Linked DNA regions of Mus musculus: regions 1, 2 and 3 are each linked to region 4. A link is a loop called in an ENCODE intact Hi-C map of the cell type or tissue named here. Cell type or tissue: left cerebral cortex. All regions are shown on one strand. Links, peaks and the distances in the headings refer to the core of each region. The heading gives the core; the rest is flanking DNA.

Region 1 (4,882 bases), core at 351-4,350, 420 kb after region 4:
ACACCATTCGGGGAGATGAAGTGCAGAGGTTGAGGCTACATTCATTTCTCACCATCATCTGGGTGCTGGGCTCATGGGGCATGCTGTTCAGGGGAGGTGAAACATAGCATAAGATAGGGGCCCCGGCCGGAGCTTCTCTGGGTGAGAAACGGTGCAGGCTGGGGCCAGGCTGCAGTTCTCTAATGCATGGGTACTCAAATGCTGCTAGGAACTGCAAGTAGTTGAGAAAGAGGGGTGGGGGTAACCATGGGCCTGAGATGAGTGGGGTGGAGGAAATCCTGCTTAGCCCAGAGTGGGTGTCAGGAGTGCAGAGAGGCCTTCAGCAGGAGACTTAGCATGGCTCTGTATTGACTAAGACTTCCTCAATTGGTGGTCTTTGAGGAAGGAGAGTCCTTGCTTGTCCAAAGTGTTTATTCATGATAGAAAATGGATGTATACAACTTACTCAGAGTGGACCAGAGATTAAATACTTTTTGCTTCGTGCAAAAAGTATTTATTAGCTAAGCCCTCAAGTCCAAGCCATCTAAATACCTCATTAGTATGGAGAGCTCTGGGCTCTGCGCTACCTGACCAGTTGTCCTGGTCCTCTTAGTGGGATGTCTTGGTGGTCACTGTGTTCCAGGACAGGAATCCCGGTTCCTTCATCAACTTGACCTTACCAGTTTTTCTGCCTGGTGACACAGTTCCACCTGCCCCCACACTGCTGCTACTTGAAGGAATACATAGTGAGTAACCGAGCTCCTATCTAGTGCTCCTGTCCCCAGATCCTTTTGTTGGGTCCCTTGGAAGCTCTGCTGTGGTGCTCCAGTGGGCAGGCTGCATTTGTATGGAGATTATGCTCAACCCCCACCCCCACCCCCAGTGCAGAGCTGTCCCACTGGCTGCTGCCTGCACATCTCATTGCACATCTCATCCTGTCTGAGGCCCTGTTACAGTAACTCACTCACTCTGCAAAGCAGTCACTGAGACAACAGTGAAGCAGTGAGGGCATCCCGTTTAAGCAGACAGGCATTCAAAGCAACAGGGAAGAGAAAGATGGAGACACTGGAGAAGATGGAAACAAAATATTTTAAGTGAGCTGCTCTAGTTGGAGGACTCTGGTTCTACAAGACATTTTCTGAAATAATTTTTAAGTTGGTTGGTTGTGTTTCTCCTCGGGTTTTCTAACAGCTGTTTGGTCTCTCTTCTGCAAATCTTTTGTGGCCTCTGGACCCAGACTTAGGCAATCAATCAAATCTACAAGTCATTTATCAGAAGCCCCTGAGGGTGGGTTAGGTAGTTAGACTGGGGCAGTCAGAGGCCCCAGGCCTAGCATATTATCTGTGAGTTTAGGATAGTTGACATATCTTTGCTCTCCTTTGGGCCAGTTAAAGTGATTGTTTGGAGTGTGAATATCTCAGTAAATATTTTGGGGTGTGTGTGTGTGTGTGTGTGTGTACACAAGAGAGAGAGCATGTGCACACGCACAAGTGTGTGCAGTTTATGCATTGGTACACGTTCATGTGTGTACTTCGTTCATGTGTGTACGTGTACGTGTACGTGTGGAGGCCAGAGGACCTCAATTGTTATTCCTCAGGAATCTTCCACCTTGGAGTTTTGAGACATGGTCTGTCTCTGGAACTCAGGCAAACCAGACTGGCTGGCCAGCAAGCCCAAGGGATCTCGCCTCCTGTTCCTGCCTCCCTGGCACAGAGATTACAAACATGGAACTACCACATCTAACTGGGTTTTGGGATCTAACTCATGTCGTCATGTTCACATAGCGAGTACTTTGCTAACGGAGATATTTCCTCAGCTCTCTCCTTCATTTTGATCTGTTTGTGCATCTGTGTATATGCGCATGTACATGATTGCATGTATACATGTGTTCACATGGGCATAACAGACAAAGGTAGATGTTGACTGTCATTCCTCGGTCTCTACCTTGTAGGTGGAGACAGCGTCTCTCACTAAGACCGGAGCTCGCCAGCTCGCCTGTACAGCTCGCCTAGCAGTCCTCAGGGATTACGTGTCTCTGCCTTCCCAGCACATGCCAAGTCCCCATACTTGCATGGATATCTTCATAGTCTCCTTTGTCTTGTTGTTTTAATGGATATTTTCTCCATGCTTATAGAGGAGTCCGTGGTGTGGCCAGCTCTGCTGAGCCTCACCATTGCTATCTGATTCTGTACTGCGCAGTTTCCAGAAGCTGCACTTACTTCCTTACTCGGGTTCCTTTCCATCTAGACGTTGGCCATGGTGAAAACACTGCAAATATTTGGAAACATCCTCCCTTTCAATCCAGTGCAGCTGAGCCTCCAGCGAGTAATTCCAGCCCCTGTCTGAGGCCCGTGCTTAGGCAGCTTTTACTGCTCGGTCTCTAGGCTCCCCCTACTGGTCGTTTCTATGTAATGCTCTCTGCCTTTTCTTTCTTCAGTCATTTTCCTGTGCAGGATCTCCTACTGCCATATTCCTCACACCAGACACAGCCCAAGCTCTTCTTTGCTGTGTAACAGCATCACCAAAATCTTACCAAATCAATGCATGATTATTGCCTCAAAATTTCTGTGGGTTGGGAGTTTCCAGACTTGGACAAGATGTTTCCTCTGCTTCCTGATTTCACAAAGATACAATCAATGAATCTGCTAGGGCTTGCAAGTTTAACTAAGGTAACTGGATAAGGGTAGACATCCAAGTTCATGTGGTTGCTGGAAACAGTTTCCAGCTGGCTATTGGAGTGATGACTGGCTAGGCTTTTTGCTGGCTGTTGGCTTAGGTCAACCACAGCTTCTTGTCTCTAAATCTTCCGACCATAGCTGTTTGCTTCCAAAAAGCCAGTAAGCAAATAGGACTTTTAACCCAATGGGAGTTATCAACTGACCCAACAATTGAGATCTTACCTTCCTTGTATTCATTTGATTAGAAAAAGTCGCTGGCCACTCCCATGTTCAGTGTGGATACCAAGTGCAAGCATCAGGGGCTCAGCATGGGCTTTTGTTTTTAGTGTAGCTTATGTCTCTTTCCATCATGGAGCACTGAGTAGAGCATGAGGCCTGGCCTTTACGCGTATTGTCGCCAGCTTCCGCTGCACTGGGTGGACAGTTGTTTCTGCTTTGCTAAATATTAAGCACCCTCACCACTTTGGGGGGCATTTGTGATTTAAGCTAGGGTCTTGTGCATGCTGAGTGCATACTGCACACCCTGAGCTATATCCCCAGCCCACCAACCTCCTCTGCTCTGTTCATCTAAAAGTGTAAAACAGCTCTGTAGTGACATTTTTTGAGAATTCTGGGATTTTGGTTTCTTTTGAAAATACAGAAATATTATAAGAATGTGCTTTTGTTTTAATCCCTGGTGTAGGGGTGTGGGGCTGCTTCGTTATCCACAGCAGCTGACTATGACTTGCCCAGTGCGCTAACAGAAGTGTGGTCTTGACAACTGCAGATAATTTTCTGCAGTTGTGTAACCTTTGGAATTCTGGGAAGTTTCCAGAAGATGCATAGATGCTAGGCTCCCGAGATGCAGGGGAGGTGGTAGTTGGTCATTAAGGGAGGTTGGTTGAGGCTTGTTAGTAGCCATAGCCAAAGAAAAACCAAAGAAATAAGTTAGATGCAGGGCTTTCTTTTTATTCTATCCTTGTTTCTCTCCTATCTAGTATTAGGGAGTGAAACCGAGGGGATAAAGGGTGGAAAAAAGAAGAACCCACAAAGTAGCAAAGGCCAGCTACACAATTCCTCTATTTCCACGTCAAGTCACTGATGAAATGCTGAAGAGGGGGCTGGTGTGTATATATGGGTACACTTACACGATACATACCCGCCCAGACACATTTTCATATATGTGTGTGCTGAAAGGGAAAGAATGACAAAGGGGATTCCTGGAGACTTCCCGGTCCTCTGGGAGCCAGGAAGTTCAGCTCTTGAGACCAAGACCGTTGTCTTCCTTGCCAAGTGATCTGCTCTTGAACTGAGCCACTTTGTAGCTCAGCAGCCTTTCCCTGTGCTTCTCGGGGGCAGCAAGGTGCATCAGGGAATAACAACCAACTACGCTAAAGGTGACATACACTGCGCAAGTTACAGTGCAGCTCCTTGCCACTGCATTCAGAAAGAGGGCCCATTGCATTTGCAGTTTGTGTAAAATATAATCAATGAATTTCTCACGGGATGAACTTTGTCATGTTTAGAGTAATTTCATAGGAATTCTTGGCTTCACCTAGTCCCCTATGTAAAGGGACAGCCTTAGTGGTCCTGTCCTGCATTTCACGTGGCGATGACACTCAGGCGATGGAAGGTGGATGCTCTTTGTGGACAAGTGTGGACACGTACTAAACCTTCTTCCCTGGAGCCCTGTACGCAGCCTTTCTCTTCAGTCACCTGGCTGTCCGGTTTTTAGAAGGAAACGAGAGCATTCGTTTCTGTTCTTTAGGAGTACAGAGTTAAATAGCATGGGAAACACACACCTTGTACAGCCTTTATTTTGAAGGCGACTGAGTTCAGTCATGGGCTCCTCCTGATACCAGTTCAAGTCTATGTAGTTTATTCAATAGATATTTAGTGCCCACTTTATGCCGTAGACTTGATAGGCAAAAGAAATAGAAAGTAAAAGAGAAAACAAACAAAGAAATCAGAGTGCAAAGTAAACACTTGCTAAAATTTAATCTGTGGCAGTTGCTATGAAGCTGTGGTGTTGCGTATGACAGGAATCCTGCCCTGGTGCACAGGTCGTGGGACTTGACCTGAGAACAAGGTTTCAACACAGGACTGAAAAATTAATTAGCAGCTAATTACATGGAGAGGGCACAGATGTCCAGACTTCAGAACTGCATGTGGGAACATTGTGTGGCTAACGGGAGAATGTGCCAGATGCAGGCACTGAAGGACCAGTGGGAGAGTATGAAGGGACA
Region 2 (4,882 bases), core at 367-4,366, 110 kb after region 4:
GAGGAAAGATTATGCTGAGGTAGTTGCTGAAGTCCAGTTAAGTAGAGCTAGGGCCAGCAGAGTGGGCCAGTGATTGGCAGGTCAGAACCGTGGTAGGGCAGAGAGAAGAGCAACGGTGAAGATGGCTGTAGCAGTTGTCAGCATTGAGGAAGTGGAAAATGGCTGGCTTGACTGAACAGGCTCAGTTCTGCACAGTCAGTGCGCCCAGCCCTGCCTGGAGCCCTTGCTCTTCAGGCCCAGCCAATGGCTGCCTGCCTGAGGAACAAATGGTTTATCTTCTAGTTTCAGGTGGACTGAGGCTGGTTGCAAGCATTTATCTCTGGCTTCATTTTCCTTTGATTTAGAAGTAGGTGGACTAGCACCTTGGTTCACCCCAGATATTAGGGGAATGAGTGAAGGCATGTAGCAAGCCGTGTGCTGTTGAGCATGAACGCACACATGCCTTTGCCAGAACACCTCTTCCTCTCCACCGGCCGCCTTTCCTTCGTATCCGTTGGTTGTTTATGCCCCCACTTTCTCCTTGTGATGTTAGAATTTCAGGACTAAACTTGAGCTCCCCCCATTTTACTGGGCCTCATGTCCAGTCCAGTCAATAGCAAGCATTGAAACACCTCTTTATCTGTCCACCCCCTAATTCCGTTGCCTTCTTTACGGTCTTGTCCAGAAATTTGTCCTTGCTTCCAGAATGTCTTCCCTTTCCTCCTTGTCCAGATTTATTTTCTATACCAGTTCCTTGTTAAAAACTGAAAAGCCCCACCTAGCCCACTATCTGTCTATAATTCCCTTAAGATGGACATTTTGAATCAAGGCAACCACCATTTCCCATGGGATAAAATGCCCGATTTCCTGGTACGCGACACACGACCATTTAAGCTCTACTGTTGAACCTTCTTGCTGCCACTGTGCTTGGCCATCGGCTCAGCCAGCTTCCGGCTGAGGCTTCACGTGGCTGCTCACGTGCTTTTCCCATCCAAGCAGAGCCCAGGCTCCTCAGATTTATGTTACTTACTCTAAAGAGTCTCCTGAGATACAGCAGGGAGCTTATGTCAAAAACTTACATCGCCAGGGATGCTTGGCGTCTGGGGCATGAGGATGAAATGTTTGAGGGCAGACATGGACCATTGAAGGCCATCCAGGGCTACATAATGAGACCTTCTGTTAGAAGAATAATAAGCATGTTTTATTACATTATTATAACTTGTTTTACTTATTTAGAATCATTTTCGGATAGCTTTTATAAGTGTTTGAAATCATTATCTGAAGTTTCTTTTTGAGTTAGATTTAGCCTAATCTACTTGCAAATTTAATTTTGGTATTTGATTATTACAGATAATTTCATGTCTTGCTTGCTATGCGTTTATATGTCTGTAATGTTAAGACATTAATATGACCTGTTATATGTCTCAGGTCCTTGTGAATAGTAGGCACTTTATTTGTCATCATTCCTTTAGTTCCTTGGATGTAGAGAATGTATGTAGCTGTTCACAGTGCTGTGTATACAAGTGCATGCTTGTGGAGTAAATAGAGAGGTGTTTTGTTTTGTTTTGTTTTGTTTTGTTTTGTTTTGTTTTGTTTTGTTATTTTTATGGTTTGTCGCATTAACCCTTTGCATACCACATTAGTTCACCCACAGTTTCAGGAAGAACAAACCATAAGAACTGTTGTGGCCAAGTGACTAAGCTGACATGGAACCTAAGCATTGAATTGTGGGAAGGAGTTTACCTAAGATAATTTTAGACCCAAAACATGGAGTTGGGAAAAATTGATGAGTTAGTTTAAGAATTAATCAATGTTTTTAGAGGCCTCGCTTTGTGTTACAGAGTAATGAAAAAAGCCGGTGATTGGCATGGTTTGTACTCAGAGCCTTAAAATGGGGACAGTAGCAATAATAAAAGAGCATTTTAGGATGTGACAGATAATTAAATCCTACATGATTCAGATTTGAAGCAGTGTTGGCTTTGCCAAAGAAGAGTTTGTGCATTGGAAGGATGAGCAACCCTATCGAGAATCTCAAGGCCTTAAAGATGTTTTGGACGACCACTACTCTTCAGGCACGTGGTTCACACAATTAAAATACTTTCTGATATTAGGGAAAAACTTGGGGTGGGCAGCTACCTTCATCAGAAAAGTGTTTGCCATGCAATACCAGAACCTGTGTAAAGCCTGGCATGGCAGCACATGAGGTTTTATTACCTTAGCTCTGGGGAAATGGTTTAGACCAGTGAGAAACTGAGGGGGAAAAAAAAAGGTGGACAGCTTCCGAGAAACAGCATCTGAACTTGACTTGTGGCTTGCCAAAGCATATTTATGCATACGCACCCCTCCCCCAAAAGTGTTTATTTCTTAGCTTTGATAAAGAAAAAAGCACATAATAGTTTTTATTTAAATGAAAATTTTATTTTTTTATATTTTATTTTTTCTTTCATGTTGCAGAAAAAAAATCAAGTTGATTATTTCTCAGGTGATATTTGGAGTGATGAGGATGACGTCTTATGAAGGAGAAGTGTTTCATTTGTATCCACTGGGCTGTGATGGGTGAATGGTCTCTTCCTCAGCCTCTGGCAACACACAGACTCAAGCCCAGCGCCTGGGGAGTACTGGCCACTCACCATTAGCACAGTAGTTACCGTCTCTCATTACTAAATTTACCATAAAATTGAATATTTATAATTATAGATTACCATGTTATTTTAAAATTTCTTCTGTAAGTTATTTTTCAGTTTTGCTGTACCTTACTCTAATTTTTGAACCATGGTGCTTCTCTTTCCAGGCATAGAAAATCCTAGTTCAAGTATGAGGGAGAGATCAGCCTCTCTCCTGTAGGGGGCGCTAAGAGAGTAGCAGTTAGTTTTCCTTTGCCACCCAGTACCCTCTGGCATGACTTGGCACAATTTACTTAAAGATTGCATGCCCTGGTTTGCAGGGTTTTGTTTTGTTTTGTTTGTTTGTTTTTTGGATTTTTGTTTTGTTTTGTTTTGTTTTTTGATGCTGTCATGGGTCCTAAGCCCATCAGTAATTCTTCAGGCTCATAATTATGCAACTGTCACTTTGGTTCAGTAAGTGCTACACCTGTGCAAAAAAAAAAAAAAAAAAAAAAAAATCTAACCTCCTGCATTTGGTGCATGGTAATTTTAGAGTCCTCATTATGCCTCATTTACATATGACAAACGTTATGCATATAGACACATCAAACCATTTCCCAAGCATTTGTAACATGAACGCTGGTAGCCTAAACTTGGCCTTCTCTAGGACCTCAGATGATGATTTAATGGCACTGTCACTCAGGATACTTTCTGGCTTTCTCTAGTGCCTTTAAAAATTGAATTGAGCAGGATAAAGTGCATCCCTTTGATTAAATGTTTTTCCTCATGTGCAATTACCGCGAGCTGTCTGCCTCCCGTTCTGTATGCTTTTGAAGCAGCACTGCATTGCAAATCAATATCTTTCTGGAGAGACAGGGTGTAGTGGATTGCCTGGACAGCATATGCGTGGTTCCTCTGGCTGCAATGCTGCTGCAGAGCCCGCTCACTCTGCCTTCCTGGGAACCCCACAGGCAAGTCCATCGTGTTTGGAGGAAGAAAAGAGATCATTCTAGGGAAAAAAAAAATTGACCTATTAAAGCTTTCAAGACCGACTGTTAGCATGTTCTTTGTGCTCTTCTGAAACGTTTTTTGTTTTGTTTTTTTGTTTTTTTGTTTTTTTGTTTTTGGTCTTGCTCCACTGAGATCAGCTTCTCTGGGTGATCTCTGGAATTTTTTGTGCTTCCCCCTTTCTTGGTTGTAGTACGGCCGTACCATTTCAGCTTGCTAGTGCAGAAAGATGTGAATTCAGTTGCTGTCTGAGGCTGGCTTGGTGCAAACACATTGCTAGAGATATGTTAAGGAGTTCCAGGTGAATCCGGCTCAAGAGAGACAACAGCATAAACGGTAAGACAGAGCATGCCTGAATCATAGCAAGGGCTTTAATTTGGAGCATCTCGGCAAGTCTGAATCCTGACTCACTCGTTTACAACTTGAAAAGGATTCATTCTGTGCATGTCATGCCACTCAGTCGATTCTATTTAACTGCCAAAACCAGCAGAGATTGATAATGGGGTATTTAAATTAAGGATCCGACGGGGTTACTCAGCGAATCCCCGGAGGCTCCCAAGGCTATTGCCTGGAGTTTGTAAACACCAGGAGCAGATAAGATGAAGAAAATGTTCAGTGACTGCTTCTTTGCCATAGCCGAGTCTGATTTCTTTGGAAACTAGTCTACCTTTTTTTTTTTTTTTATAGCTTAAAGAGATCTTGCATATGGTTTTGCCTGGCTATGCTTAGCTGAATGCCCTCTGAGTCAATCAACTGAAGGACGGGAGACCACTTTTCCTTTGGGTAAACTGATGTCTGTGAATTTAGCTGGATTGGGTCTGAGTAGAATTGATATCTCTACTATACTAGAAATCCGGGGCTGCTTCTCTGATCACCTTACCCCTTCTCCTCCTCGAGCCCTGACATGCACCTGCTTTGAGTGTGTGTTTCTGAGTAGAGGTCAGGGTGTTGCCACTTGGCATCTTTATACCTGTAATGGTTTTGCTCTCCTGCATAGAAGTGATAATTCTTCATGCAGTTCTGCTTGAAGTGCCAGCTAGCTCTACTAGTGGGCTGTTAGCATTATAGATGCTGATGGAGAACCCCTGCATACAAGAAAGGCTGGGCTAGTAGACAGGCTACACCAAAATGAGGCTTGCCTGTTCATGAAGAAGATGACAAGCAAGGTTGAAATATAAACCCTGACAGAGGATGAATATCTATTTACTTAATTAATTGGGGCATGGTATTAAGTAGCCAGGGGGGTTTGAAGTTGAAGGATATATTTTCATATTGTTTACATAAGAGACTAA
Region 3 (4,882 bases), core at 571-4,570, 97 kb before region 4:
TGTGCCAAAGGTGGCTTGCCCCACATGTCCAGCAGCAGGGTTAGTTTCCTTTGTAAACGGTTGCCCACCCGATGAACACAGCATCACAGTTCATTACTACTCTTTTTTTTTTTTTGTACTAGCTATGATTTTTTCCCCTCGGGATTTATTTCCTACTTGGACTTTACTTTTCTATAAATGGGCTCTTGATATCCCTGCTCATTTTCTCATTTTGCATTTGTGTCTCCCCTGCTTGTGAGAACACATTTCATATTACAGCAAACAGTGCTCTGTTTCATGTCTGCCTAATAGACAAGGAAAAAACCGAATTCTTGATCATGTCTTTCCTCCTTTCTTACGGGTCAATAGTAGATACTTCATTAGTAAGTCACAATATAGATCATAAATATGTGAGGAATATGGGAAACCATTCCATCATCCATTTTTAAAAACAAACAGAATGGTCATTGCTGAAGGACACATTGCCATCGTCTCCCATCACTTAGCGTTCACTCTCCATGCTCACACGGAGTCAGGAGTGCTCCAGGCCCAGTCGTTCTGGATCAACCTCCCCCAATGCCTGCCTTGTCCTTTAATTGTGTACAATTATTATATATCTGAAAGTTCATTTTTTTAAAACATAGATTTACCTTAAAGGGGAAAGTTTATATCCTTGTCATTGTATATTTTAACTACTAAAAGATTATGAAAATAAGAGGTTCATCTGTATACTACCTAAAACACACCATATGTTGACCAACTGCATTAGAACACACCAACTGTCCCAGCCAAGTCAAGGGCAGGACTAGAAGTTTTCAGACAGTGAGTTTCACAGCCTCCTGTGTACCACACCGAGCAGGGTAAGATCGTAGAGATTCATTTATATCTGAGGCATGCTATCCTGAATGGCAAACCACTTTATATATTATGGACATTGGAAATTAGAACTTAGTCCTTTCATCAAAAATCAACAATATGTCAGAAAAACAAAACAAACAAACCAAGTAGGCTTTGAGGGCAGAGAAAGAGACCTTGATCAAGTCCAGCGGACAAACTGCACGTGGTATTCAGGGCTTGAGACTAGTGCACACCCGGAGTGTGATCTTGAAGTTCTTATTCTAGCCAGAACATTCTAAGATTCTGCTAATTATGCTGGCATGAAAGGGTCAGAACAGGAGGGCCCAGCGCCCAGGGCTGGGCAGGTTCCCTGAGCAGGATTATCCTGTCTAGTCCGGTACCCAAAGGGGGAGAGGAGCCATGTGCTGGCTGAGGGCATGGAGCCACATCCTCCTGCCCGTTTTCCTCTCTGTAGCTCTCATCCAGCTGATTTTCAACTTATCTGACCATAAGACTAAAACCCACCATCACTGGAAGCGGAAAATCGAAGCAAAATACGTTGAAAAGGGTGAGTGACTTGTGAAATCAGGCACAGTGCTATGGCTGTACCCCACTGGCTTTTTGGTTGGGGTATCCTGACTGGCTCAATTGTCCGTTTCAAAATTTGCCTTTTGGTGGTGGTGGTAAGACATGTTTAAGGGAGCTTTATGTTTTGGGGGAAATCTTGTTAATATTGGACTTGTTCTTCCTTTTACTACCTAAACTGTATTGATGAGAGCTGGAGGTATAAACTGGCTACCCGTTTTAATATAAAAAGAACTTCAGGGCTGGCAAGATGGCTCAGTGTTAAGAGCACTGACTGCTCTCCCGAAGGTCCCGAGTTCAAATCCCAGCAACCACATGGTGGCTCCCAAACCATCCGTAATGAAATCTGATGCCTTCTTCTGGAGTGTCTGAGGACAGCTACAGTGTACTTACATATAATAAATAAATAAAAAAAAAAATAAAAAAAATAAAAAAAAGAACTTCAAAGAAAAGTGACCATTTTCTCCATCTTGACAACTCCCTCATTGCCAGAGGCCAGACATGTTGCTTGGGGGACCTCTCATACTTATTCTGGTTCCTATGTGATTTTAGGGTTACCAGGAAAGACAGATTAAGATAAAAATTACTTCTGGTCAAGAGGTTGGAATTTATGGCTTGGGTAGAGACCCAGCATTCCATTTGAGGGGGCTATCCATCAGGCCAAGGGGCTATCCCTAGGAAGCCAAGCTAGAGAGAGAGACAAAACACTTAGTCCCTTCCTGAAATGATGTAATTTGTTTTCCCAGAGTACCTGCCCAGGTGCAGCAGCTCACAAAGCTGCACGCGTGAATCTCAAGTCTGACCACTTCTCCTGAACTCTTTACATCTCTTTTTTATAAGCGTGCTTTCCCCAACACTTTGGGCTCCTGACTTCTCTAAGGCCTCTCCTATTCCCACTGTGAGGCTGTGTGTCAGCCATGTATCTGACCTCCATGCTGGATCAAATAGCATGTCCTTTTTCCTTCTTTTCTCCATTGTCCTTCTTTGGCCAACTACTGAGATTTATAGCTTCCCTCCCTTGGGCATTGTTTTGTTCTTTTCCTTTTTAAAGATTTACTTATTTATTGTATGTGAGTACACTGTGCTGTCTTCAGACATATCAGAAGAGGGCATTGAATCCCATTACAGGTTGTTGTGAGCCACCATGTGGTTGCTGGGAATTGAACTCAGGACCCCTGGAAGAGCAGTCAGTGCTCTTAACCACTGAGCCATCTCTCCAGCCACTGTTCATTTCCTTTTAAACATGAATAAGATTGCTCTTGAGCTTAAACAAAAAGCATAGCAATTTTAAAATTAAATAGAGAGATTTCAAGTTAAAAATCAAGTAAAAGAGCCTGTGGCATTTTATATTGGCACGAAGTTCAACAAACCATGATGACACACTAATGACCTCTTGTTTACCTAAAATATGTTTTTAAAATGGATACAGCAAAAGCACTATTTAAGAAAGAACATCTGACAAATTACACATTTATGTGGGAAGTCAACAGATCAAGTGCAGCATTGGGGCAGAGAACATTTTCCAACAAAGGCAGGGACAGTTAGTTTGTTAAGAAAAGATGCACTTCAAGCTGAAAAGAGTTGGGGTATTTACACCAGCTAGCACATGGTTTGGGGTGTCATCTGCAGAGTGTAGGTTTTCCTCTCCTGATGCAGTTCTATGCACAGCTTTGTGTGCTTCATGTCTCATTAGCTTCTCAATGCCATCCAGGAGACCGTGTTGGTATTGTAATAATCTAGGCTCTCTAGAGTGCCTCTCCACCTATGCTAATCTAGTTGGCCTTGGTCTCCTGGTCTCTAGAGATTGGAGTAAGGGAAAGGATTAGAAGGAGGCTGTTCTGGCCTTCATTTTTGCCACCTTGTTCTTTTCATATGCTAACTTTGTAGCCTTTGCAAAGGCCTTCTGAATTTCACTCTCTGCCCCATTCCCTCACTCAAATCACCCCTGAGAACTGTGATCTCACAGTGAAAAATGATGACTTGCCTTCTGTAACAACTTCTATATACTATATATGATCCCTGCCTGTGAGGGCCAGAGCTGTTAGTCCCAAAGATGACAGGAGAAAGGTCACTGACACAACTCATCATGACCCATATAATTAAAGCAAGCAATTCAATAACGCAAGCGTTCTTATTCATGTACATGGGCTGCCTCCCCCTAAGGTGGAGTTCGACAGGTCAACACTGGACATGAGGAAAACAAGGTTTTTAAACCTCAGACACAGAGGGTTCTAACTGGGGGATTTGGTAGGGAACCAGGCAGGGCTATAGAAGCAGAACAACTTAGTCATAACGCTCTGAAACAGTCATGGCTATAAGGTGGGCATAAGGTGGTCATAACCGCAGGTGGTCAGAATCATCTTTTGAAACAAAGGCATAGTTGTCATTTCCTGGAACAGGCAGTACAGGACCATTTATAATTAAGTTGACAGATCAGGCATAGCTCAATCCTTGAGAACCAGAGTTTAATCATAAACATGAATGAACCCGGTTTGTCTCTACTAAAACATGGCTTCTAAGCTTAAGATGGAGGCAGGGTGGTTAATCAATAACACCTTCTCAGCATAGCTCTGTAGATGCTGTGGTAGGAGTTGGCTGGAATCCTTGCATTGCAAAAACCTTAGTTTGGAACTGCTGTTTCCTAGATAACACAAAAAACATTTTCTGCGAGCACTTGGCAGGTCGTTTGGGCTGCTGTTAGCATGTCTGGAGCTATCAGGTGTTATACTACAGTTGTCCTTAATTTTGCTTCTGAGTTTAAGAGTAAGATTCCCTCATAGTGTTATAAAAAAAAAATACTAGTGAGGAAAGCATAAAAGATTTCTATGAAGGAATTCACTCCTGGAATATACTAAATGAAAAACAAGAGGAGGTTGAAAATCGTAACCTTTTTTGTCCTTTGAAGAGAATTAAGTTTTAGTAGTTCACAAATTTAAGCAACCCTATCTTCAAGATCTTAGGAGAGAGGATGGGGGAATTAATTATCGTGAATAGCTACTTAAGTCCTTTCAGTCTGGGTGGGAAAGGTCTTTATTCTGAGAAAATATCAACAGACAATAGAAGATATTTATATCCTAGACAAGGCTATCAGCATTGACAGCTGCTGTAGCTCCTAAGCATACGAGGTGCCCACATGTTCTAGAGCAGTTGCAGAAGCAAGCTATATATCTAGGAACGCCCCTTAACTTTTAAGTGGCAATATCAGAGTTTCAAGTTCTCAGCATCTAGGAATTTAGTAAATAGAATATTGTTTATCTTTTTTTTCCTCTTAGCTGTTCTTGAAAAAAATTTCTTCCCTAAGTAACAATAATTTATTTATTGCAATGGCAATAAAAAGGAAGTTTTGATTTGGTCCATAGTTAATTAGACACAAATATTAAGGTCAGGTGTTTCTAGACATTTGTAATTGTATCCCTCATAGAAGAAGATGAGATTTGCTGGATCAGCAACATTATGGAGTAGAAGAAACTGGCACAGGACT
Region 4 (4,882 bases), core at 349-4,348:
CTTATGTCCTTGTCTTCAGATGTTGCGCACGCACGCACACACACACACACACACACACACACACACACACACACACACGTTGAACCCTTAAACAGAAGTACACATATCTCAAAAGCATGAAGTTAATTTCCTTCTCTATTCTGTAGGCTTCCTGCATAACGTGCCAGTGTCGTACAAACATGGAGCAGAAAGCTGGCTATTCAGTTGCCAGGGTTCACTTGGCTTGTCACTGGACACAGGTCTCATCTGCCAGATGTACTGCTCTGCTTTAGTGCACAGGGCTGGACGTCTGGAGTCGAGACAGAAAAGGGAAATTAATACCCATGATGTTGTAAGTTAGTATTTTTGCAACATAAAATTAATGCATTTGGGGGGCAAAATACTCAGATTCTACTTTCAAGTATAACGTCTAAGGACAAAGTTGTGCCCCATCTAGAATATTCTCTTAAGTTTCTCCTTTTGTTTCCAGAAATTTCGTAAATTTCAGAAATGTATATATATATTTTGCATATTTTGCCACAGCTTAATATTAAATGTTTTCCCCTACTAACCCTAGATATAGTGACACAAGTTCATGTTATTTTAAAAAACGGTCACAAACAATAGCTTTGTATGCATAGATTGTAAACTGGCTTTTCAAAGTTTAGAATATTAGAAATATTGGGAAGGTAAAAAGGATGTCACACCCATGCACGTGCAGGTACATGCACAGCACACATACACAAAGGCTATCACACCCATGCACATGCAGGTACACACACAGCACATGTACACAAAGGCTATCACACCCATGCACGTGCAGGTACATGCACAGCACATGTACACAAAGGCTATCACACCCATGCACGTGCAGGTACACGCACAGCACATGTACACAAAGGCTATCACACCCATGCACGTGTAGGTACACATACACAGCACATGTACACAAAGGCTATCACACCCATGCACGTGCAGGTACACGCACAGCACATGTACACAAAGGCTATCACACCCATGCACGTGTAGGTACACATACACAGCACATGTACACAAAGGCTATCACACCCATGCACGTGCAGGTACACGCACAGCACATGTACACAAAGGCTATCACACCCATGCACGTGCAGGTACACGCACAGCACACGTACACAAAGCATGCCGGCTGCAAACACTCACTACTGAGCCACGACACTGGGCCTGTGTCTCTCTGTACTCAGATCAGACATTTCTAAAGGAGACAGCAGTACAGCTGCAGATACATAGCGCTCTAAGGTTTTATCATTAGCTATTTTTTCAACTTTGTTGACTGGAAGAAGGCATCAGTGTTTGGATCTCTCTCCGTCTCTTTTTTCTCTTTGTCTCTATCTCTCTGTGTCTCTGTGTCTCACTCTGTCTCTGTTTCTCTCTCTGTGAGTTCAGTTGTAACTGCTAATTTTCTAATTAGTCTGACCAAGTGGTAAATGTCAATAAAACTTTTTTTCCTGCATGAAGCCACAGTTGGTGCTTTCTGTAATTACTGAGATATGGCTGTCAGGACCCAACATCCCTGCGTTTAAACTCTCTTGACTTTGCTATGGATTCCTGGCTCTCTCCTGTTAGGGGCTTGGCTTGACTAGCTAGCAGCTTTTTATCAGTGGCAATCTACCAAAACCCTGTAATGTGCTCAGCACAGGGCAGAACAAATCAGTGTTCTACCTCACAATTTAAGGAAGGCAGGGGGCTAGTTTTTGTTTTAAGATAAACATCTTTCGACAAAACACAAACTCCCCAAAACTTCCTTTAAACTAAACAGCATTGTCACACCCACAAAAGCTCCTATTACTTACCCAGCCAGATGACTCAAGATCACTAACGTTTCTTTCATAAGGACTTTGCTGGCCCATAATCAGTACACCAGGCCAACCCCCATCTTCCTTCACCCTCCCCTGGGAGACTGACGTTTGGAGCACCTCATTTATTAGAAAAAAAAAAAGACTGTTTTCTGCCGGAACTGTTTGTCCCGGGGCTTTTTAAAAAAGCCACTCTTAAGATCCTTTTCAAGTTCATTCACTGAAGTGGGGAAAGGAGGTGACAATAGGTTGTAAGTTTACCGATGACCAGAGTATCCTGCTGAGGAGTCACCCACAGTGACATTCCTGTCACCCAGAGACAGGGCTGAGGCAAAACGCAGGTGCCCTGACTTCTAGAAGTTCCGGGGTGGGGAGCATTTTCAGCTTTTGCACTGTACCCCAATAAAATGGGGCCTCTCCTGCCCTTTGGAGCACCCACTTTCCCTGCAAATTAAAACCAACCACCCCACGCCATAAAGTCTATCCTAAACCCGAATGCGTCCCCAAGGTCTTCGAGCACCTCGTCGGACACTCCCCAACATTTCCGGGTCGTGGGCCAACACGGACCGCACCGGGTGGACTGGCCCGCCTGCGGGCTGCGGTCCCGGAGCGCGCGGAAGGAGCGCGGCCGCGGCGGGCGGAGCGCGGGCGGCCGGGAGGGGGCGCCGCCCGGGCGCGGCGGGTCCGGGAGGGCGGCGGAGGCCTGGGAGTCGGAGTCGGATTCGGAGCCGGAGCGCGGCGCGGGGTCGCGCGGGGGTCCCGGGCGCCAGGCCTCCGGCGAGGGCAGTCGCAGGTCTCCGTGCAGCGCCGCCCCTCGGGCTGGGGAACTTGTCCCGCTCGCCCGGTCCGCAGCCGCCTGCGCCTCCTCGTCCGCGGACCCCCATCTCCGGCCGCGGCCGCGCGGCTCTTGCTTACAAAGGAGGGAAAATGCGGCGGGCGGCCGCGCAGCGCGGGGGCCCCCGGGCGGCGGGGATGGCGGCAGCCCCCGGCACCACGTAAGACGCCCCCGCGCGCCCAGCCTCGGCCCAGGCCCGAGCCCCGCAGCCTGGCGAGCGCTGCGCGTCGCCCGCGGCCCGCGAGGAGGCGGAGGCGGAGGAGCAGGACGAGGCGCCGCCTTCCCCGCGCCGCGCGCCCTCGCCCGCCGTTGTCTGCGCTGCGCTGCGCTGCGCTGGACCAGTTTCGCGAAGTTGCCGGGGCCCTACGCCGCCCAGATGTGCGACCTCATTGAACCGCAGCCGGCCGAGAAGATCGGCAAGATGAAGAAGTTGAGGAGAACTTTGTCCGAGAGTTTCAGCCGCATCGGTGAGTGTAGTCGACTGTCCCCAGTGTCCTGCGGGCGATCCCGGGGCTCGCTCCCTCAGTCCCCGCGCCCACTCCGTGCTCCGGGCACCAACCAGGCGGCTGCCACCTCGGGGTGAGCTGCGAACCAGGGATGAAGGAGAGGACTCCAGGCTAGGGCAGGGACCAGCTGGAGGGCCATCCCTCTGCCCCCAGGACCTGGGCTTCGTTCGTGGACTGTCTTAAGCCTCCAATTTGAGTTCCTCCTCCCCGCCAATAGTATCTTTGGCGCCCGCAGTGAACCGGAGAGGGAACACCCGGTCCCCACCGCCATCGGGTTTCTGTGGCCACCTAGGTTACTTAAAGCGAGTTGGTTTTAAGTGCTTAGCCAATAATTTAGCTTTGGGAATTGTTGAAACGTTGACATGTGCCTGATGTTGTTTAATGTACTCAACCTAGAGGAAGTGGGACAGATACCTTGGGACCTTTTGTTCCGTACTCCGGGTCCTATAATTGGAGGTTTGGGTGTTCGGTTTGTAGGTCTTGAAACCTTCCAGCTGCTGTGGTGAAGGGTGAGCTGTGAAGTTGTGGAGACATTTATGAATATGTCTCCTGAACTTGCTCCATTAGTGCAGTCCAGAGGCTATTGTCTTCTTTAAAAAAAAAATCAACCAACTTAACAGAGCATAAACACACAGCATTAACAAAACAAAACAAAACAAAACGCTCAAGGAATGTTTAGGATACTTAATGAATACATGCTATAGGCTGCAGCAAGATGACAGCTGTGTCCGGTGGAATGGGTTTGTTGAATCTTGAGTGTTGGTGGCAGAAAGTGCCTGTAAACCTGGAGGCATAGCTGCTACCTAAACTTTGGTCCTTAACTTTCTTTGATACAGGTAACTGTGCAAAGCAAGGGAATCCTATAAGCCCCAAGCCAACACATGGGAGTGTCCCAGCATACCTTCTGGCCTTTGGCTCACCTGTTATGTTAGTGAAAGTTAATTAATTAATCATAAGCTAATTCCTTAAAGCCCTGATGTGCCAGTGAGTGTCTGCAGTCTGAAGACAGTTTGCATGTATGGACAATGAACTATGAAAACATGGATAAATATTTAGTCAAGCTTATTATTATTATTATTATTATTATTATTATTATCAATTTTGTTTGACACTTTGCTTTTCCTGAGAACACTGTAAATCATGTGCAGAAGTCATATTAGTCGTGCCTTTACTTATTACATGCGTTGAATGTACACAGACTCATTTTTCTGAGTTAGGCCTGTGAGTGTGGAGTCCTACATTCAAGTGAAGTTTGAAGCCAAGAGGAGTGTGAGAGTGAGGTGTGGAGTCTGTGCATTATTAACAAGGATGTTTCAGGGCTGGACCCAAAACACCACCCAGGCGGGTTCTGGAGTCCATTAGGGCCTGTTCTAAAGCACATTAGCTAGATAGTTACTAATGCTAATGATTCCGTTGGAGCCCCTCCAGTTTTGTGTTAAATAATTCATTGCAGTTGAGTCTCAGTAAGAAACCAAGGGTAATAATATAAAAATCCTGTATGTTTAAATAATTTTAGGGTTTGATGGCCAATCAGTACTGTTTGGATTAACTGCAGTGTTGGCAGTAGATATTATAGTTAATTGGGCTTCCTGGATTCCTCGGCTTTAGTCGTGTGAGAGCTCCCTTCTGAGTCTAACGCTCCTCACCAATGCCTGGTATGATTATGTGGCCTTTATGTCCATTCTCTAGGAAACAGTACAGCTCAGTAAAGAAAGCTGATAATGTCT

The links. Peaks named below come from ENCODE experiments on the same cell type or tissue, not always from the same donor. Only the 100,000 strongest peaks of a DNase experiment are listed, where the experiment ranks them.
Region 1: a loop joins it to region 4, with 7 times the contacts of the local background. A loop is called at or near these places in 25 of 42 quality-filtered maps.
Region 2: a loop joins it to region 4, with 7 times the contacts of the local background. A loop is called at or near these places in 10 of 42 quality-filtered maps.
Region 3: a loop joins it to region 4, with 2.8 times the contacts of the local background. A loop is called at or near these places in 9 of 42 quality-filtered maps.

Annotation. Positions count from the first base shown.
Region 1 is chr5:4,959,617-4,964,498 of GRCm38, reverse strand. All of the region lies in intron 10 of Cdk14 (cyclin-dependent kinase 14), which reads left to right. Among named protein-coding and RNA genes, the nearest start is that of Fzd1, 200 kb to the right of the region's middle. In left cerebral cortex, for the core only: a CTCF peak has its summit at 2,376 (motif pointing left); a DNase peak (open chromatin) is centred at 2,360.
Region 2 is chr5:5,264,624-5,269,505 of GRCm38, reverse strand. All of the region lies in intron 2 of Cdk14 (cyclin-dependent kinase 14), which reads left to right. Among named protein-coding and RNA genes, the nearest start is that of Gm30151, 100 kb to the left of the region's middle. In left cerebral cortex, for the core only: a CTCF peak has its summit at 2,827 (motif pointing right); DNase peaks (open chromatin) are centred at 2,826, 3,490 and 3,873; H3K4me3 peaks cover 1,515 bases; H3K27ac peaks cover 1,748 bases.
Region 3 is chr5:5,475,368-5,480,249 of GRCm38, reverse strand. Pttg1ip2 (PTTG1IP family member 2) reads left to right here and starts at 1,107. Exons shown (of 7, transcript NM_001200025.1): 1 at 1,107-1,384. The coding sequence starts at 1,237. It overlaps Gm30325 (a long non-coding RNA gene), which reads right to left and starts at 1,083. Exons shown (of 5, transcript XR_868230.3): 1 at 981-1,083. In left cerebral cortex, for the core only: no CTCF peak of the experiment used is centred there; no DNase peak of the experiment used is centred there.
Region 4 is chr5:5,378,269-5,383,150 of GRCm38, reverse strand. It overlaps Cdk14 (cyclin-dependent kinase 14), which reads left to right and starts at 2,900. Exons shown (of 15, transcript NM_011074.3): 1 at 2,900-3,116. The coding sequence starts at 3,026. In left cerebral cortex, for the core only: a CTCF peak has its summit at 2,434 (motif pointing right); DNase peaks (open chromatin) are centred at 2,534, 2,918 and 3,584; H3K4me3 peaks cover 1,885 bases.